2 separate regions of the Homo sapiens genome follow, and region 2 is linked to region 1. The links are chromatin loops, found by intact Hi-C in ENCODE. Cell type or tissue: endothelial cell of umbilical vein. All regions are shown on one strand. Links, peaks and the distances in the headings refer to the core of each region. The heading gives the core; the rest is flanking DNA.

Region 1 (11,254 bases), core at 1,020-9,019:
TCTCTGAAGTAACCTGTCACTTAAAAAAATTCAAAATCTTATGCAATTTGTTCTGAACTCAATATTTTTGAAGTAAATACTAATCATTTTTTTTTTTTTTAGTGCTGCTGTATATTATGGTTGGGTGGCCTACATCTTCTGTTGTGTATCTCAAGCTGGATCAAGTTCACTTTGCAGGGAACTCTGTGCACCTACAGGAATAGAATGGGCACAAAGAGGATTAGAATCCCTGCAGGGGCAGCACAGAGAATTATGTTTTCTTCATGAGCTCTGATGTTTTATTAACCATTCTAGCAACTTTGCATCTGATAGAATCCACAGATGAAGTTCATGTTGTTTGTTACTCTGCCAATATAAAAGGCTCTCTTTTGAATGGAATATGAAGCTAGTGGCTCTCACCCACCAGCCATAGGGCATAAGCTTGGACCTTGTTTTTCTGGCAGCAATAACAAGTGTGCTGACTTGTGCTGTCTTAGTGGGTCCTGCCTGTGACCAACAGGGTGAGTTTCTGAGTTGGCTGTGTAGGGGGAACTCTGCATTTTGGCGCTAGAACAGAGAAAAGTCGGGCAGTCTGGAGTCCTGACCCTGACCTCATTAGCACTGTGCTCCTGTCCATTGAAATAACTGTGCAGTGATTTCAACTTTAATTTGGTCCTAATTCTGGGATGATTCCAACTCAGCTACTCAAGGCTGTAGAAAAACAAAATAATGAATGTTCTGAAATCTGCTATTTTCTTTAACACATCAAGCTCATCCTTGTCCAGCATAAAGACACAGACCCAGAATTTCCTCCTGACTTTCCTCTATCTTCCCTCTTTGCCCCTGCCTTTAAAAAGATGCATAATAATTTTGCTATAGATGAAAAAACATGGTACTCCAAAGTCAAAAAGGCTCAGGTTTGAATTTCAGCTTTGCCATATATTGGCCATATAATTTCAGGTAAAAATTTCAATCACTTAGAGCCGCTGTTTACACATTTGTAAAAATGGAACAAAAGCTGTGGCATGGAGAAGAGATAGAAGCAGAAGAAATGAGTTTAAATCTTAGTTCCTTAACCTCTTGGAGCCTAAAAACGTTAGTTAGTACCCACTCCATATGGTGATAATGATGATTAAGCACCATCTCTGCATTGTGAATTTATAAGGGTTAATGGAGTAAATGTGTATAAGTTTCTAGTATTATGTATAGTGTTCAGCAAGGACTACACAGATATCAATTTCCTTGTTTATTCTGGGCAGTTTTATAGAGGTCAAAAATCCCTTTGTTTTTCAGGAGTCAAGGACTTCTCATATTGTCAATAAGCTTTTTGAGCTGGAAGGCCAGAGTAGGTCATGACACATTTACTTGCATTGCTCAGTGGAAGAGGATTCTACAGGGTGCTTATAAAATCTCCAAGCTTAGGAAAATGCACATAAGTAGTTTCTGGATATTCTCTTTTAATACAGTGTTCACTGTGTTAGCCTCATCCACAATATGTAGTTCCATGTGCTGTGCAAAACTACAATAAAAATGTGGCCGGGCGCAGTGGCTCACACCTGTAATCCCAGCACTTTGGGAGGCTGAGGCGGGCAGACCACCTGAGGTCAGGAGTTTGAGACATGCCTGGCCAACATGGTGAAACCTTATCTCTACTAAAAATACGAAAATTAGCTGGGCATGGTGGTGGGCACCTGTAATTCCAGCTACTCGGGAGGCTGAGGCAGGAGAATCGCTTGGATGCAGGAGAATTGCTTGAACCCGGGAGGCAGAGGTTGCAGTGAGCCGAGATTGTACCATTCCACTCCAGCCTGGGTGACAAGAGTGAAACTCCATCTCAAAAAAAAAAAAAAAAGGTGCACCCTAGATATCCAACCCTGCCACTGCGGTGCAATGAGGTAGTGCACCAGCCTTAAATCATCACTCTGGACCGCCTCTCCTAGTCCATCAACTAACGACATGATTTAGTCACTTGAAAATGGCAAACATGTGCCTATGTTTCCAAATTTTAAGGCCACCCTGTGGTTAAGTTCTAACATTTGAATAAGATAAAGGGCCTCCAGGGAGAAGTTTATTCTGCTTTCCAAATTGCAAAAGTCACATGATTATAAGAACAGTCTGCTTTCCTAGAGGTTTGTGGGAGCAGAGTCTATTCATGACCTTGTTTTCAGATACAGCCACTAAAAGGACTCCCTGCTAAAAAATATTTTTCCCAATATATCCAATTTATACATAATTAGTCATTTTCTTTTTGTTTTTCCTTAAGCTGATGAATTACTTAGAGTTCTTATAAATTCACTTCAATATTTAGAGGTTACATAGAAGAAGAAGAATGAAGAGACAATAAGAAAGGGTAGGGAAGTAGAAGAACCAAGAGAGTGTGATATTCCAGAACCAAATGAAGAACAAGTTTCAGGAAGGAGACCATGATCAGCTATGCCAGATACTATTGATAGGTCAAGTAAATGAAGGTTGAGAACTGAGTGTGCATTTGGTAACATGACTATCAGAGCCCATGATGAGGCAGTTATTAGTGTGGGGACCAAGAGAAACACTGGAGTGAATTGAAGAGAGAAAACAATATTGATCATAGACAACTGTTTTAGCCGGGCGTGGTGGCTCACCCCTGTAATCCCAGCATTTTGGGAAAGTGAGGTGGGTGGATCATCTACAGTCAAGAGTTCAAGACCAGCCTAGCCAACATGGTGAAACCCCATCTCTACTAAAAACACAAAAATTTGCCGGGCATGGTGGTGGGCACCTGTAATCCCAGCTACTCAGGAGGCTGAGGCAGGAGAATCATTTGAACCCAGGAGACGGAGGTTGCAGTGAGCCGAGATCGTGCCATTGCACTCCAGCCTGGGCAACAGAGTGAGACTCTGACTCAAAAAAACAAAACTGTTTTGAGTTTTGCTGTTCTTTTATTTATGTTGTCACACTCAGTGTAAGGTAGTTTATGAAAATCATTATATCTATAGACATTCTGTTTGTGAAAATAGAACTCACTTTATCTCTGACCTCTATTTTCCGTGATTTTTACATAACAAAGTACATAGTTCCTCAGGCCAACATATGGAAACCTAGAACAAATGGCTTCCAAGGCCCCTCCCAGTTGAATAATTCTGGTGAATTCCCTTTCCATGAACTTCCTGCCAGATGTTCCTCATGACTGATCTTATTTCCTTTATGCTTATGAAAGTGAGGCATAGCTTTTTTACAAAATTACTTAAGTGTATGTTATCAGAATGCAGCAGAGCAAAGCAAAGACCACGTAACTTGACACAGCCATGGCTAGAAGAGAAACCTTATCTGCGACAGATATTTTTAGTTGCCACTATTTTCTATCACACTAAGCCCCATTATTTTAGGCTATATGGAAATGGGTAAACTGAGGGGCTGTACCTCATAACAGCCTCATTTTTCACGTGAGAAACCTACTTTAGAGAAAGCTCTTAAGATGTGTCTTTATATACTTAGCCAGCAGATGACCACTTTTATTTTTTCCCTGCTAAGAAAATTCTTTTTTCAATTCCCTGGAAAATACTGTTGAGGCTGTCATGCTGTTGGGGGAAGAAAACATATTTCCTCATTTATATTGTGCCTGCTTATCTATATTTCTGCAAACATTTCAATCTTCCTCCCCACTGCATTTTTTACATCAGCCTTTCTAAATACAGTTCATGGTGTTCTGTTTTATGTCACTGTAACCCTGACTGCTATGTGGAAGCAGGTCCTGCAGTGCAGGAAGCCTGCTTATAATTGACAGATAAATCTGTTTTCTAGAAACTCTGCATTCCGCAGCAGCCCCAGCATATATGATTCTTAAATAATCGCTTTGCTTATTCCCCAAACAGAAGGCAGTCAAATCAACCAGTTTATTCTTCCAGAATTGCAAGAGGACTGCCATTCATTTTCCAACTTTTCCTTTTTTTTTTTAAGCTGCGGTTGTAAAAACTTGGTGTGCTTTGGGATGTGTCATCTCTTATTTCTTAAGGGTCAACTGTGTTAAGAGAGAGAAGGTCAACCTAAACAGTTCTTGGATTTCATTTCGGGAAATTCCAGGCCCCAGCTCAGCTCGTTCTGTGCATGTCCACCTACCGAGGCTCGGCCCTCTGTTGTTGCAGCTGTTGCTGAGTACAGAGCTCATTTATCCCCAATCAGCTGGAGCTTCCTGTAAGTGTTGGATGCTTTTCCCTATTGCTACTCAATTGGGATTTTTTTTACAAGATTTATCAAAACAGTTCCAGCTACATGGTGCTTTGGAATACATACCTCCAAAGTCCAATGACTTTTCAAAACACAGATACTATGCTAGTGGCAAACTATTAGAGATGTCAACTGCCTCACTTGGTTCAACCTCTACCATGTTGTAGGTGCCTCCATGCAGAATGGGGAAATGGAATGAGGAGTTTGAAGGAACACATGGAAAGTCTCTAAATTGTACCTCTCACCCCAACCACGCCATATTGGAATATACAAGACTGAAGAATTCAGAGTCACAGCCTTGACTCCAACTCCCTTGTTCTAAGATAAGAAGAATCTTAGTGATTTACCCAAGGTCATATGGCTGATTATGGCATTAGCCTCTTGTAATCCTTTTGATACATACGATCTTGAAAAAAAATCCAAAATCATAGACAAGGGGTTCATTTTTATAAAAAAATATTTATTCTTGTTATTATTTATCCTAGGGGTCTTGGAACATTGTGTTTGATGGCAATAGTTTTAATATGGCCGATTCTTTCTAACCTTGTCAGAAGTCTGTATTTTGATAAGATAGAAATATAGATTTATACCATATCTGTATAAACAGTCATCCGCATACATGTGTGTTCTGCTTCTATCAATAGCTCTTTTGTCTCAGGGATAGGAAATAAATGTGTCTGAATTTATATTAAAAAAACACCATCAAAGTAGTAAAATACACTAATCCACTGTGTATTACATAAGGCATTTAAATTCCGATAATTCATGTCTGATGCAAGCAGTAAGAATATGAAATAGTACACATTTATCTCTTTTCTTCATGAAAACTGGGGCAAAAATAATAATATTCTAAAATAAAGGAGAATACCATTTAAAAATTCAAGCCTCACCTCTCACTCTACTCCCGTTGCCTGAAAACATGCAGAGCTCCCTTTGATAGTTTGATTTTGAATCTATTGACTTAAAAATATCTCCACTAGTTTTTCAGGCCAGTCATTCTTCATTCTAACAAAAGTAGACTTCATTTTTGTTTTCATTATCTTTTAGAGACATTGGATTGCTGAACAGTTTTGGGCCAAAATCCGTCGGCTGCATTTCTTTTAGCTTGCTGGCTAAGACTGTCCATAAGGAAGGATACTCACGCTTTGCTGACATTTCCTCCCTAGGTCTCTACATTGCGTCAATTGACTCGCCAGTGGTTAATAATGTGCACTCTGGAGTCAGATTACGTGGGTTGGAATCAGGCTCTACATCTTGCTAGCCTGGCAAATTTGAACTAATTATTCAAACTATCTGAGTCTCATTTCCCACCCCTATCCACCATAGGATTTTTGGGAAGGTCATATGAGATAATTCATGGCACAAATTAAAAACTCTATAAATAGTAAAATTTATTTACTATTATTACATATGAAATTACATATGAAATTAAGTATTTTTAACCTTGAGAGAGACGGAGAGAGTCAGATTACATAGATTTTCCAAAAAGTGCACCTGAATGGAACTTTGAACCTCCAGGCCAGCCTGCACAGGTGTTCAGAGCTATTCTGTGGACCTGTCAGTCATAGAGTTGTTGTTTTCTCTTGTTCTCTTGTCTTTCAAAGGACTAAGAGGAAGGCCTATTGTTATTCACGGAAGGATATTTATTGGCCAGAGTATATCTGACCATAGCCTCTTATGGAACAAAAAAAATCATTGTTTATTCATATTCTAACTTCCCCTCCAGGAAGTACAACAATGCAATAGACAACAACCTTTTTGTAAGGTGAGTTCAAGCTAGATAAACAGATAAACAGACAGAACTGTGCCGGCTTTTTTTCTTCCTTTCCACCATTCTTATGAATGTGTAATAAGATTGTTGGATCTGGAGTCCTGTTTCCCAGTGTAAATGCTCTCTGTATATTTGTAAAATTCACTCATGTCCCTTCTCAGTAAACCACTCACGATTACCCAGAAAAGTCTTCTGAGTGTTTTTCATTTTATATTAGTTTTCTAGAACTTCATATAAATTAAATAATGCAAGCAAACTATCGCAAGGACAAAAAACCAAACACTGCATGTTCTCACTCATAGGTGGGAATTGAACAGTGAGAACACTTGGACACAGGAAGGGGAACATCACACACCGGGGCCTGTTGTGGGGTCGGGGGAGTGGGGAGGGATAGCATTAGGAGATATACCTACTGCTAAATGATGAGTTAATGGGTGCAGCACACCAAAGTGGCACATGTATGCATATGTAACAAACCTGCACGTTGTGAACATGTACCCTAGAACTTAAAGTATAATAAAACAAACAAATAAATAAATAACTAAATTAATTAAATCATGCAGTAGATTTTTTTTACGTCTAGCCTTCTTCAGACTGTTGGGGGAATTTTGTGTCATGACTTATGCAGAGATACCAAATTTGTAAATTACTAGTATATCTTTCCTTCTTCCTCAAATGTCATTGCTAGATAGAACTACTACTGTTGAAAGACTGAAATATGTGCAAATGAGTACTCAGGATACATTCTCCAGTAGACAAAATGATTGATTACATTTTAGTTAGCTTTAGTTGAAGTGTATCTATAGTATGTTTTTAGGTAAAGTAGAGGTTAATAGACTTCTATGAAATAATTTAGGACTGTAATAGTAAGAGGCAGTGGCCTGTGTCTATAATATAGGGAATAGGGAGTGTCAGCTAATCCAGCATGCCTGGGAAGTGGTTAGAAAGGTCCTGTGCACAGTGGCACCCCTGCATATCAATTGAGTTGTGGAGTTGTTCTTTCTTACTGAGGGTTAGTTGATCTTGAGTTTGTTTTGAGTTTTTTCTCAAATGTGTAACATCAGGTATATTAGTATTTTAATTATACACTTTTAAAATTATATAAACTGGTGAACATAAGAGCAAAAAGAAAGTGGCTTATTGATTTTATATCAACTAAATTTAATGTTATGGACAGGCACAGTCAATTTAGTTGGCAAAACCTGTCCAATTAGTTATGAAAAAAGGCATGTTAAAGAGAAAAGCTGTATGGAAAAAGTTGTAACAGTCTAGAGTTTTGCACAATGATGGCTTTATATGTGTCTTTAAGTTTTCTTTCTACTTTAAAGGGAAAATGACTAGAAATGCATGGGGCGGTTTATGCAACAAAGATAAAATGAAACCCGAAGACTTACGATCAAAGAAAAGACCGTGGTTGGTGAATGAAAACGTTGGTGAATCTATGTTCATCTATATATGAGTTATTTTTAAACATTTTACTGCACAAAAATTTAAGCATACCTGAAGTAAAGGGGATGTAATAAATCTCCATACACCCATCACCCAGCTTCAATGATTTATCAACTTTCTGCCTTTTCTGTATTGTTTTCTATACATCTATCCCCACTCCCCTACTCAATTAATCTCACAACTTTTTTACAGTTTCTTCCTCCCTTCCTCCCCTCCCCTCCCCTCCATTCCCCTCCCCTCCCCTGCCCTCCCTCCCTTCCTCCCTCCCTTCCTTCCTTTCTCTTTTTTTTTTTTTTTTAGGTAAAGTTTATGTGCTTTGAAAGGTATGAGTCTTAGCTGTACAATTTTGACAAATGGATATACCTATGTAATGCACAACCTTATCACGACACTATAGAACATTTTCATCTTCCCATAAAATTCCCTCCTGCTTCTTCCCAGATAATCCCCCACCCCAGCTCCCCAGATGGGACCACTTTTCTGATTTTTCTTTTTCATTTTAAATTAGTTTTCTAGGACTTCATATAAATGAAGTCACATAATGGGTACCCTTGTGTCTGGCCTTTTTGCACAGCTTATTGTCTGTGAGATTCATCTAGTGTCATGCTAGAGCCAGCTCAGACTAGGTTGAGAGAGCCAACTGTGTGCATGTATTACCAAATTTGCGTGCAGTGACTTCAGTTTGGTAGCTTGAAATTGGCCATGGTGGGACTATTTACCTCATGGAAATTGGCAAATGCTACAAATCAGGGTTTCCCTACCCTAAAGAGCCAGTTGTCGGCACATCACTGTATTCATTCATGTGGTTGGGTGAATCAGTAGTGTAATCCTCTATATTACTGAGTAGCATTTCTTTGTATAGGTACACTACAAATTGTTCATTGATATATCATGTGGATTGTGTTGATGTACATTTGTGTTGTTTCCAGTTTGGGGCTATTATGAATAAAGTAATTATGAACATTCTTGTACTAGTGGACATATATTTTCATGTTGTTGCATGTAACATGTTAATTTTAATTGGTTTATGCTACTCTGTTGTATGAATAGTCTCAATTTATTTTATTTGTTCTAATATTTATAAAAATGTTGAAGTTCTCAACCTTGGGCAATTATGAATGGTGTTACTATGATCATTGTTGTATATGAATCATATGAATCTCAATGCATATTTACATACTTCTCTGCATCTATGAGTGAACTTGTTGGATCATAAGGAGATATATCTTTATCTTTAGTAGATAACACCAGAATATCTTCCAAACGTACTTATTTATACTCCCACTCAGAATGCATGAGTATTCTCATTTTACCATATCCTTCTTTACTTCACTTCTTAATTTGAGCCATTGCATGTGTGTACAGTTGTTGATCAACAAAAGGGAATAGCAGAAAGCGAATAACTGAGAAAACAGTACACAGATGGGCAGTTTTCCACAGGCCCATTACATCCTAGGGAAGCACATAGAAACAGGAAACAGGAAGGGCCAGACATCAAGCTCTGGAATGGTTACCTTGACACTTGAAACTTTTAAGCTACATGATTGGTGTTTTAGTTATCTATTCCTGCCCTAATAAATTACCCCAAAACTCAGTGACCTAAGTAAACAACCATTTTAAGCTTTCTTATGATTCTTAAGGCTGACTAGACTCAGTTGGATGGTTATTCTACCAGTCTCACTATTGTAATTTTAGATTAGACTTTTTTCCTTTGTAATTTTGTCAGTTATGCTTTATTTATTTTGAGGCAATGTCATTAGGTGCATAACAGTTTAGAATTGTTAAACATTCTTGGTCAGTTGTAGTTTTGAAACTGTTATTACTATGAAATGTGTCTTTTTATCTTTTATAATGCATTTTGCCTTAAAAGTCTATTTAATTAGTTTCCTAAATTTGTTTCCTTTGGTTGATGTTCTTTGGTTAATATTTTTTCATTCTTTTGTTTTATTTTTTCTTGCCCCCTCCCCATTCTTTTATTTATTTATTTCTATACTTTTGTTAAGATAACCTCATATATATAGAATATAGTTGCATTTTTTTAAGTCCACTGTAACAATCCATCTTTTAATTTGAACTTTAGTATTTATATTTAATATAATTCAGATCTGCTTGGATTTAAATCTACCATCTTATTATGGGCTTTTAGTTGTCCTGACTATTGTTTATTTCTTGTCCTCTCCTTTTGGATTAATACTTTTTATTTTTTCATTTTCCTCATCCATTAGTTTAGTATTTATATACTCTTACAGTGTCAACCTAGGGATTAGATATGTATCCTTGACATATCAAAGTCTAATACTAATTGTTACTTTTAACCTATCCCAGAAAATTTAATAATCTTAGAGCATTTTAACACCACTTACCACACCCCAAACTTAAATGCTACTTTTGTTATTACTTTATATGATTAATATTTGAATGCATTTACTCACAAATTCACTACTTTATTTGCTATTTCTTCTTATTCCTCTCCTCCTCCTTCCCCTCCTCCTACTCCTCCTCCTCTTCTTCTTCGTCTTCCTCATCTTCATCTTTTGCCTTTCATCTGGTTTCCTTTCCTTCCACATAAAAATGCCTTTGGATACTTCCTTTCCAGCAGTATTAACCTACTGATAATTAATTCTCTCACTCACTATTTATCCCCAAACGTTTTTATTTTACTTTATTAGAATTATAAATCGGCACTTATTTTCTACATTAGTCTGATCAGGCTGCCGTAACAAAATTCCACAGACTGAGTGACTTAAACAATAGAAAATTATTTTCTCATTGTTCTGAAACCTGAGAAGTCCAAGATCAAGTTGCTGGCCAATTCAGTTTCTGCTGAGAGCTCCCTTCCTGGCTTACAGATAGCTGCCTTCTCACTGTGACCTCACATGGCAGAGAGAGAGAGCTCCCGTATCTTTTCCTTTTCCTTTTCTTACAAGGGCACCAGCCCTATTGGATTGGGGCCCACGCTTATGATCTCATTTAACCATATTACCTTCTTACAGGCCTTACGTGCAAATACAGTCACACTAGAGGTTAAGGCTTCAACATATGAATTTCAGGGGGATACAAACATTCAGTGACAACATTTTCTTTTAGCACTTTAAATATTCATTATCGCTGGCTTTTATTTAACCTGCTTGGGTTTACAGGGTTTCTCAAATCTATGTCTAGAACATTCAGTTTTGGAATATTCTTAGCCATTATTCAAATATTACTCCTGCCACATATACTCCCTGCTTTCTTTCTGGGACTATAATTTACACATAGTTTAGAGCTTCTTATTCTGTTCTCTACATCTCTTATCCTTGCTTCTGTATTTTTTATCTTTTTCTCTCTTTGTACTACATTCTAGATTGTTTCTTTTGATTTTCGTGTCACTTCATGAATTCTCTCTTCAGTTGCATCTAAACTAGTATTAAACTCATCATTGAGTTCCTAATTTGTTAGCTGTATTTTTTATTTCTAGAAATTCTGTGTGTTCTTAAGAATGTACTATGTCTTTTTAAAATTGTTTTCAGTTCTGTCCTAATTGAAATTCTTAATTATACCTTTATAACCTTAATCATGGTCAGCATAGTTTAAGTCTGTGTTTGATAACGTCAGCATCTACAGGCCCTACAGGCCTTTTAATTATCCTGTTGTTTCTGTTGGTTCTCATTTATTGTATTTTGTCCTTTCACATGCATGGATGTTTTTTATTGTGAGGCAGACATTATACTTAAAAATTGCTTGTAGAAATTGAGGCCTAGTATAATATTTTTCTCTGGAGATTGTTTACTTTTGCTTCAACAGTTGCCTCTGTACACTAGTAATCTGATCACCTCAATTTAATTTCTGGGACTGAGAGAAACTGTACCTGTC
Region 2 (11,254 bases), core at 1,940-9,939, 70 kb after region 1:
TTTGATACTTCTCCACATTGTGAGCTCCATTTTCCAAGGGTAATTTGAAAAGAAAAAAAAAAAATCTGCATTCTCAGACTCCCTTGTGGCTAAGCTGCAGATGTGTAACTATGGTTTTGTAAGTTAGAGGCGGAAGTGAGACTTAACCGTGGAGGTGAACTGTAGCAAGAAACAAACTGGGGATGATTCATTCCTTTTGCTAATGTGGGGGTGGTGGTGGCCATGGTAACTTCCTGCTCAGGCCAGTTCTTTGGTGTGGTTCTGAGGAATGGTTCCGGAGGGGCTAATCTTGAGACTATTCCTCAGCCCACCCAACAGTTCTCTGAGCTGTCTAATATCTTTCAATAAATTCATTTTTCTACCTACGCTAGCCACAGTAGCACCACAGTAGATTGTGGTGCTTACAAAATAGCCCCAACAGGCACAATTCCTAATCTTCCTTGTATATACTTTATGACTCTGGAGGAAATAATGTCTTTCTAATAAGATGAAATTCAATTAAAGCATTTTCCCTGCTTAGAGAAAATGGCTGTGGTTTATTAAAGAAGCATTTGATGTCTATTCCTTCTCAACTATTATCTTATTTGCATTTTCTGGAACATGATTAGTTATAATGTACTATAAGTTTTCATAAAACCAACATGAAAATAATTATGCCTGAATTATATGCATTCCATAAATATCATCTAGCTATCTCCTCATTTCATATTACCTCCTTCCTTTCCCTCAATTGCCACAACACTGTTAAGAGATATAAATAAATCATTAATACTTGATTTTCGGATATATGCTCTTGCTTTTGAGCTTGAGATATTAAAAAATCTCAGTTGACTATAGTTTACCTTGAAATGTTCCTCCCATGAAGGCATTTGACTTTTTTGGTTATTGTTGACTGATAACAACAAGCTAGTTCATGCTGAATAATTGTGTGAAACTCTTTTCTACACAATTTTCAAAATTCTAAACAAGTTGCATTTTTACTACGCTTGTAATTTTTTTCTTTAGGTTTATGTTGTATGACTAATTGCATTCTAAATTCCAGGAGAAAAGGTGTGAATACCTGCAGAGTATTTTGTAAATAAACATTGATTAGGCAAAAAATGCCATGTTTTCTTTCATATGATTTCAAACTGATGGTATTTTTCTGTTTTTATTTTATATATACCATAGTAACATTTTTAATCAGTACCATATGCCCAAACTTCCTTTTTATGGAAAATAACCTATTCCTAACGATAAGTAATCCTGTCTTTAAACACACACGTACACACACACACACACACACACACACGATACACTCATTATTAAATATTTTGTACCGGAAATAGTCTGTGATTCAGTGCTTAAATTGTTTAATAAATGATAAAATATTTTGCAGATTGGCCTCAGTGTAAGGTGAATAGTGATTTTTCAATGATCTTTTGTTCAGCTCCAGTGTTTCCTTCATACCACCAAACTCACACTCTGCTTATACCTAGATTTGCATCCTGCTGCTCCTGCTAACTCGCTGAGTGGCAGTGTGGCCTAGTGGATACTCTTTTGGCTTTTTGTTTTCTCATCTCTAAAATTAGGAAGCAGATTCTATGATTCTAAAATTTATCTACAAGTGGCCATTATTTATGTAAAGTAGTGTTAGTAGCTTTATTAAGGACATCATTTTTATCATGATATCATTTATCATTATTTTTTCAAATGTAGTTCCTGCTGAGAGTCTCTACTACTCTACTGTGTTTTCTCCTGTCTTATTTTATACTCAGGAAACATTTTGGCTAGTGTATATGTGCGCATGTGTGTGCATGTGTGTACTTTTAGTGCTTTCCCTGTGGAGCTGTGTAAGAGACATCATCAAGGGGATCTTATGGTTAATGACAGTTGTTTAATGCAATTACTGTATTTTACAAGTGATCAATTTCATTTAACAAAGTGCTAGTGAACTCACAGAGTTTGCACCATTTTTTAACCAGCTCCAGTCACTAGCCAATTCATAAAAATAAGAATGTACCTCTGGAATGGAGAGAGAAATTTATTTTACCTAAATGTTCAATCGGATGAAAATTTCCTGTTCCCAAAAAACATTTTTTTGGATACTTTAACGATTGCCAAATATTCTTTTAAATTTTCAATTCCAAATTGTTAGTGGGACATTCCATTGACAGGGCTCAGTGTCAGTGGGTCCTGAACTAGAACAAAGAAGTATTCATAAGCTTGGTATTTCCTGGACCTTTAAAAATCCAGGTATAAGGTAGTATCAATTAGGATTTGTTGGTTGTAAGAAGCAGAAATTAACTTTTTACTAAATAAATTGAACTTATTAGAAAGATCAAATAGCTCAGAGAAGTAAAAGAAAAGCTTTACGAGCCAGCCTGGGCTGGGTGTGGTGGCTCACGCCTGTAATCCCAGCACTTTGTGAGGTCAAGGCGGGCCGATTGCTTGAGGTCAGGAGTTTGAGACCAGTCTGGCCAGCATAGCGAAACCCTATCTCTAATAAAAATACAAAAGTTAACCGAGTGTGATGGTGTGTGCCTGTAATCCCAGCTACTCTAGAGGCTGAGGCAGGAGAATCGCCTGAACCAGGGGGGCAGAGGTTGCCATGTGTCAAGATCGCACCACTTCACTCTAGCCTGGGTGGCAGAGTGAGACTCCATGTCAGGAAAAAAATAAATAAATAAACAGAGCCAGACTGAAGAAACAGCAGGAACCCGAACAGCCAAACAGCTCGGGGCATCTAGATGCAGGGATACCAATTATCTTAAATGTTAAAGATGCACTGGGGATGAATTGGCTTCAGACATTCCAGTTGTGCAAACAGGTGTTCAATCGGCACCCATTCCAATTCCTTCTTTCTTCTTTCACTATTGGAAGTCAGGAAATGAAAATACTTAATTTCCTAGTCTCCCAGTTAGGGTTGTCTATGGGACACAGTTATAGCCTTCAGCAGAATTTCCCGACCCTATGCTTTCTAACTTCTTTTTATCTGGAAGGTAAAAGTGATGCCTGGAGCTGCAATGGCCAACCTATGACCATGAGAACTGCAACCACATTGTAAAGATAGTGGTGCAGGAAAATAGAAGGGGCTTTCCTGTCTGATAACATCAGTGAGCTGGTATACCTGTCCTGGCCTACTATCCCCAAAATTATTATTTTGGACCTAAAATGCCTTACTCAATTAAGCTGCCAAGTTGTGGTGGTTTTTTGTTTCTGTAATTAAACACAATTTTAACTGACAGTCTTTCAAGGTTTATTTTCTGATTGAATGAATTTAGGTTATAACTGCAACCCTTGGCCAAGGGAGTCCTGGATGCTATTGTTTAACAGTCTCACTGTGGCAGAAACAGCTAGATGGTCTTCTTATCCATTTCCTGTCTTTCTGAGCATGGTCAGAACACATTTCTAATCTCTTTTCTCATTAGGTATAGTCATGGGACTGACATCCAGTCATTAGAATATGAGCAGAAATGATATATGCCAGTTCCTGATGTGCCCTATAGAAATCTTCCCTACATGTTCAAGCTCCTTTCTGTCTCCAGATGAATAAATCGAAGACGATTCCCAGATGACATTGGCAATTGTGTTTTGCGATGGAGAAGTTTCAAGATGGAAGGAACCAGGGTCTTTGAGTCCTCTGAACTACTCAAAGGAGGATAGCCATACTAGAAATACTCATTGGACCTTTATGTGAGCAAGAAATCATTAAAAAAATTTTTTTTGAGGCAACTGAAATTTTGGCACTAGATATTAAGCCTTACCTTAACTAATACACCCACTAAGATTGTGTGAAGTTGGGGGAGAAGGAGCTCCTCTGGGAATATGAAGATGTCATTGCCATAAGAAAGAAAATAAGTGATAGGCAGGCAAGAATAACAGCCATTCACCACAGCAGCCCCTGTAATGATCCACTGGACACCTTATTTGCATATCAATTTATGAGCCATTAATGGGGGCCCTGGTAGTCTGAGTAATGGCCTCCCAAAGACATCCATGTCCTAATCCCAGAAGCCTATAAATATATTACCTTATATGACAAAGGGGAATTAAGGCAGCAAATAGAATTAAGGTTGCTAATCAGATGATCTTAAATTAAGGAGATTGTTCTGGACTATCCAGGTGATATGTAATTATAAGGGACCTTAAAAATGGAAGAGAGAGGCAAATGAGGAGATCAGAGTGATTCCAAGTGGGAAGGACTTCCCTCGCCTATTCTAGTTTTGAAAATAGAAAGAAGGCAGCTTCAAGCCAAGGAATATGCATGATCTCTAGAAGTTGGAAAAGGCAAGGAAATAGATCCTACCTAGACCCTACAGAAAGGAATACAACAATGCAGTCCTGCTGGTGCCTTGATTTTAGCTGATGCCTTGATTTTAGCCAATATCTTGATTTTAACCTGATGAGACCTGCCAGACTTCTGGTTTGCAGAACATTAGATGATAAATTTATATTGTTCTAAGCCATTATGTTTGTGACAATTTGTTACAGCAGTAATAGGAAACAAATACAGGGACGTAGGCATTTTACTTTAGTTAATTGGAATACGCCAATAAAGACATCTCCCCTTAAGAGGAGAGAGTCAAGAAAACAAACAATTTCAAAGTGCACTTAATTGAAGGGTGGAAGTGTGTGGGTGTGGCGGGGGGTGCAGGGAATGTTGGAAGTAAGAAAAGCAGGGAGAGCAAAAAGATTTCCAGGAGGAAGAGTAGTCTAGATAAAAGCCTGGAAGTAAAAGAGAACTTTAAAAATTTATGTAAGTCATTCTAATTAACAAGAAGACAGAATTTGAGAACGATGATGCTTGAGAGTTGAACAAGGCTAAGATCACGAAGGGTCTGGTAAATCCACCAGGAGCTTAGACTTTCTACAGATGACAATGGGGAGACCTTAAAGGGTTAGGAAATGAACAGACATGGCTAGATCCATTCTAGATGGAGTCTGATTTCAATGTGAATGATGTATTAAGAGGGGATGGATCTGGAAGCAGAAAGGCCAATCAGGAGTTTGCCACAGAACCTTGGGCAAGTGATGGTAGGAATCTGGCATAGCACAATGATAGTAAGAGTGAAAAGTAGATGGATTTCAGAAATATAGAGTAGAGCCTATAGACTAGATAGATGCCTTTGGCTTGGGCAACAGTGTGAAAGGTGATGTGATTCATCCAGCTAGAAATACAGGATGAGAAGGAGGTAGGTGTAAGGAGAAAGAGTGGGGAAATAATGTGTTTATGGTTTTACTTTATCATCACAATCATCATCATCATTGTAACAATACTTACAACAGTACGATATCAGCTGAAATTATACTGTCATGTATGTATCTGTTTATGTGGTCACTGTCAGCAAACTTCACAAGGGCAAAGGACATCATCTTATTCACTAGAACCTGGGAACGCTGCACACAAGTTCCTTCACCCAATAACATTAGAGGTTCTATTTTGTACCCAAGTAAAACTGAGACCTCTCTGAGAATTGCCTGGTGGTTAGCTGGGGCAGGGAGAGAAGGCTTACTCACACTCAGCAGGAAGAAGGTCATTCTGTGGTCATAACTCAGTAAACTTCAAAGTGCTGTTTGAAAAGGTTGCTGATGGAATACGTTTTAAAAGGATTACTGTATGTATGCAGTAAAACATGAAGGGGATGTTTTGTTGATTTCAACTTTTTTCTCAAACCGCTGAAAAGCAGCATTGTCTCATATGGTGGGGGGGCTGAATTTTCTCATCAATCTCTAGTGCCTAGAACAATACCTGGAACGTGGTTGGTGCTCAAGCGATATTTATTTATTTTTGTGTGAGCCAGGCACTGTTCTAAGGACATAAATTCTTACAGCACTATTTTGAGGTTTTAATTATTCCGACTTTAAGAATGAGAAAACAGGCTGAGAAATCCCACAATTCAAACTCAAATCTGGCTACAAAGCCCATTATTTTAATCATTCTATTACTCAATTTGTGGGACGTGTGGAACATCCAAGTGCTAATATCTGGTAGATAGTTGAAAATATGGGTCTGAGTTCAAGATAAAAATCTAGCCTATAGATACACTTTTCAAAACCATTGGCATTTAAATGTCATATGACAGTAAGTGGGTAAAATAATGTTACCAAGGCAGTGACTTTCAAACGTATTGACTACAGTCAGCAGTAGATTTTTTTTTTTTACAGAGACCTACAGAGACCTACTACACACACAGACACACACAGACATGCACACACACAGATCTCCTTTTACAATTCCTACCCCATTAAATGTGATAAATTCTGTTGCTTTCTATTCCATTTTCTTCTATGCAATTCTATTTCATTTAAAAATGCTACTTGCAACCCATGAGATTGGTGACATCAGCCATCAGTAGGTTGTCCTCTGCAGTTTGAAAAGCACTGCCTTTAGTAATTTGTGATAAAGAAGCCACGAACTGGCAACCCACTGACCATTTCTGTCATGGAGATGTATTCTCTTTAGCATGCTATTTCTGGCATGTAGATATGTTATCCTCGAGCAAATTTTTAAACATCAGAGATTTCAAATGAAAGCCTGAATTTCAGATTGTCTTGAGAAATGGAAAAAAATTTGCTAATGGTTATGTTGCCTATTGGCTGACATTGGCTGAAGCTGAGAAACAGCTGCTTCCTGTTTTCCATAGACACATCCACTCCTTCTTATCTCCCTGACATTGAATACCAGCTGCCATTTAAAATTATGCTTGTATTTGTTTTCTGTTGTGGTGGTTGTTGTTTTTCTAAGAGAAAAGGTATTTCTTTACTTTATCAAAGATGGAAAAAGTAAAGAGTAAGAGAGTCACATAATTTTTCCTTCCTACCACCTGCTTCATTTATTCATGTCATCTACAGATCTGTGTTATCACTTGGGTTTGTGAGCCACAGTCTAGAGTGTTAAAAGAGAGGCTGCTAATACCCACAAGAAAAGGGAGAAAAAAGAGCCCTAGAAAAATACTAAAAAGGAATTACCAGAGGGTTTAGGAGAAAATCCATAAGAATAGGACACCAGGGGTTAAGAGCATCCAGTTTAGGCTTTATGGTATTTTAATGTCAAAGGCATTTGTTGATCTACTTGGCAAAAACTGTCAAAGAAGATTCTCTTCTCTTTAGACAATTCAACTCAGTATCTTACCCCGAAAGTCAGGAAGATACAAAAATAAAGGATTTTAGCAATGGGGACCTGTATTAACATGCTAGGGTTTAATAAAAAATATTATCATGTCACACTAATAAAAATATTATCATCTTACACTTTATGTTAGAGGATGAAGATGTGGAATGCAGTTTGCCAGACATTATTTTGGTGATGGTTTTTGGATTGAGTGAGAAAATGGTTCTTGCACATGCACTGCTCTTTGAAATAGGGTTCATGAGACAGAGGTGGTAGTGGAAGCCCTTGTCTCAGTGTGGATTGGGACTGAGCACTTTAGCATAACTTTAGCCATCCATTTGAGTGTCTCAAATTACCCTACCGATGGATCCAGGAGCCTGGTACTATTACTGAGGTCAGAATTGTGACATGATAATATTTTTATTAAGCCTTAAGTCTGTGCTAGCATTGGCTACCATCATGGCATATCATCGAAGTGGGTATATGCCTTGGTCGGTTTGGGATACTGTAACAAAATACTATCAACTAGGTGGCTTACAGAAAGTAGAACTTTATTTCTTACAGTTCTGGAGGTTGGGAAGCCCAAGATGAACGTGAAGGCATGGGCAGATTTGGTGTCTGGTGAGGACCCACTTCTGGTTTATAGATGACACCTTCTCACTGTGTCCTCACATGGTGGAAAGTACCAGGAGTCTCTCTTGGGCCATTTTTTTTTTTTTTTTGAGATAGTGTCTTGCTCTTGTCGCCCAGGCTGGAGTGCAATGGCATGATCTTGGCTCACTGCATCCTCCACCCCCAGGCTCAAGTGATTCCCCTGCCTCAGCCTCCTGAGTAGCTGGGATTACAGACACCCACCATCATGCCCAGCTAATTTTTGTATTTTTAGTAGAGATGGGGTTTCACCATGTTGGCCAGGCTGGTCTTGAACCCCTGACCTCAGGTGATCCACCTTGGACCTTTTTTATAAGGGCACTAATTTGGTCCATGAGGGTTCCATTCTCATGATCTAATCACTTCACAGAGGTTCTACCTCTTAATCTCATCGCTTGTGGATTAGAATTTAAACATAAAAATTTGGGGGGGGGGGGCGGATCACAAACACTCAGATCATAATAGCATATAAAATGAGTTGAAGTCCTAGGAAAAAGGCTTTGAGAGAAGGAGTTAGTTTGCATAGGGAAATCATTTACAATCAGTATTAACTGAGGGTACTCCTTATAGTGGCTGGAATAATATATCATTTGAATAAATTGGTGGTCTTCAATTTTGATTGCACCACCAAAGAATCAAAAGTTACTCAAGAATTAACAACTGAATATCGCATTAGACAATTTGAAGGAGGGAAACAAAATAAGCTCTGCTATAATTTTCAAAAAATGACGAAACTTTTTACACAAATTAAAAATAATTTCAAAAAGGATTTTCACCTTAGCATTAGTCTTTTTTGTTTAATAATAAAGGAAGGAGAAGAAACAAAAAGAAAAGATAGACTATTTTTGCCTAAATGTCATTCTTAGAAGCAGAGAAGTATTTACTTTTCTTTTGTTCCTTCAAATCCTAAGAGGGCAGTACAAGCTGGAGCTTCTCTTCCTTTTCATTTGCCAGGAAACAGCACACAAAGGCAAGGCTTCTCTTAGCAGGGCAGAGACATTTGTTTTCTTTTTTTCTATTCCCTGTTGAGCTGAGCCTTTAAACAGAAATCTATCCGCTGTGCTTCTATTGTGTTGTGAGCACCATGACTTATGTTTATTCTTTATAGATCACGTTTTCCATGTTTTACCATGTTAGCGAGTTAAAATGAGTACATATTTTGAGGTATTCACAAGTGGACAATTTATAATTCTTTGGTTATGACTAAAGGTTGAGTTGCTAAAATATCATAAAGGGATATTTGCCTAGAATTAATATATGTAAAATACTCTGTGTTAAGTAGCCAGCCATAGCACATAAACTAATGAAATCTCCAGGAACTGAGATTTTACAATAATTAAGATAATGCTTATAGGTAATATACATTATAATGAGAATTTTATTTTTCTATGGAAGATTGGTAAAAATAGCCAACATGACGTATAGGGCAAAAATGACTTCTTAGTATTTGTCGGTCTAAACAGGGTCACTTTCCTACCTCAAAGTCATCTATCAAATAAATCCTTCTTCCCCCATGGAGGGAAATCAACTAGTTTAGCTGAAGTCTCTCCAATGTGAAGCAGCCAGCCAAGAGAAAAGGAGAGGATCCAGAAGCTGAGAGATGCTTTACTTAGTCAAGTTGGCAGGAGAAGACACAATGAGAGAATGATGAGCTATGCATATTTAGAGAATTGGACAAGAGATAAATAAATAGTAGCAGCTGTGGTCTGGACGTGTCCCCTCCAAAATTCGGGTGTTGAAACATAATGGCCAATATAATGGCGTTAAGGGGCCTTTAAGAGGTGATTAGGCCAATGAGGGTTCCCTCTCTGGTGAATGGGATTAAGGCCCTTATAAAAGAGGCATAATTAATGCTTTGGCTCCCTCACCCTTCTGCCTTTTACCATGTGAGGACAACACATTCCTCCCCTTGAAGGATGCAGCACCAGGTGCCATCTTGGAAACAGAGAGTAGCACTCACCAGATGACCAAACCTGTCAACACCTTGATCTTGGACTTCCTAGCCTCCTGCACTGTGAAAATAAATGCCCGTTTTTCACAAATCAGCCAATCTCAAGTATTTTTGTTATGGCAGCATAAAACTAAGAGAGTAGCTCTTGTGATTAGAGTGGATGTGGCTTTCATTTCAATTAGAATGGATGTGGCTTTTCAATTGCAATAGGGTCTTACTACTTACGTAACAATACTATTGATATTTTACATGTATTCTGCATACTTTCATTTGAGACCTACTCATGTATTATTCTATATGATCCTCAGAAAAACTTGGTGAGGAAGTAATAGAAGGCTCTATTAATAATAATAACTTTGTTATTATTCTCATTTTACAGGTAAAGAAACCAAGGCTTAGAGACCTGCTCACAGTCGTTTCGTGAGGGAATGCAACATCTGGGTCTAGGGTCCAAATCTATCTCTGCTGTGAAGAGGAACTCATACAGGAGATCTACATGATTACCAATTCTTGGCCTTGCAGTGGAGGTAAGTCTTTTTATCAGCCTTTCAAAGCTGCCTATAGATACCTAGGCATCTATAGGATTTTATAGAGATCATTAGGATTTTATAGAGCTCTTCATATTTTATGGGGCTAATTTTAGCCAATCTTGAGATTGTGGTCATGTTTCTGTAACTATTGATTAACTCAGCAAATATCATAGAGGAAATTATAAGATATTTAATATATGATTGTTGAATAAATGAAAAGATCTGTGATGAGCATAGCAAGATCAATGTATTTCTAGGTCATAGCTAATGATAAAATATATAAAGCAATTATTTGCTTTTCACATTTTATGATTTTATAGTGACAAAACCTATTTTTTATCTCAAAAGCCTCAAAGGCCAGAAGCTTTTTTTTTTTTTTTTTTTTTTTAATAATTTAACCTCAAGTAGGGTTGTGGACATGTGGCCAAGATTGTTGCTGCAGGGAAACTTAAGCATAGAGAAAAGGAAATAAAGAAGCAAGGACAGTGACAGTTCAGTCTGGTGAGAGTGTCAGCATCCAGCAGCAGCTATGGCAGTGGCAAGAGTAGTAGGGTGTCCGGTGGCCACGACTAGCAGGGCTAAAAGCAGCTTTGTTCTAGCCAGACTTTTCCTTTGTGTCATTTCAGTTGTGGTTTTGGCCTTCTAAGGGCTTTGTTCCTCCCCATTTTCCAAGGCTCTTTTTCTAGTTATTCTGGCTATTCTGTGAGCCACTTGATATCTTTCTGTTTTAGTTAGGATTCTCCAGAGAAACAACCAATAGGACATGCATATATAAAGAGATTTAGTATTTAGTATAGGGCATTGGCTCACGTGACTATGGAGTCTGGAAAGTCTCAAGATCTGCAGGGCAAGTGGACAAGCTGGAGACCTGGGAGATCCCATGGTGTAGTTCCAGTCTGAAGCCTGGCAGCCTGGGGACCCAGGAAGAACCAATGTTTCAGTTCAAGTTTCAAAAAAGGAAAAAGCCAATATCCAGTTCAAATGCAGTCAGGAAAGCAGAATTTTATCTTACTCCAGGGAGGTCAGCCT

The links. Peaks named below come from ENCODE experiments on the same cell type or tissue, not always from the same donor. Only the 100,000 strongest peaks of a DNase experiment are listed, where the experiment ranks them.
Region 2: a loop joins it to region 1, with 3 times the contacts of the local background. A loop is called at or near these places in 6 of 110 quality-filtered maps.

The regions. Positions count from the first base shown.
Region 1 is chr12:75,698,978-75,710,231 of GRCh38, reverse strand. All of the region lies in intron 1 of LOC105369844 (a long non-coding RNA gene), which reads left to right. Among named protein-coding and RNA genes, the nearest start is that of KRR1, 190 kb to the right of the region's middle. In endothelial cell of umbilical vein, for the core only: no CTCF peak of the experiment used is centred there; DNase peaks (open chromatin) are centred at 3,211, 4,061 and 5,821; H3K27ac peaks cover 2,405 bases.
Region 2 is chr12:75,630,135-75,641,388 of GRCh38, reverse strand. LOC105369844 (a long non-coding RNA gene) reads left to right here. Exons shown (of 16, transcript XR_007063375.1): 9 at 10,075-10,222. Among named protein-coding and RNA genes, the nearest start is that of KRR1, 120 kb to the right of the region's middle. RefSeq lists a silencer at 5,346-5,640 and an enhancer at 8,464-9,047. In endothelial cell of umbilical vein, for the core only: no CTCF peak of the experiment used is centred there; DNase peaks (open chromatin) are centred at 5,508, 6,708 and 8,728; H3K27ac peaks cover 698 bases.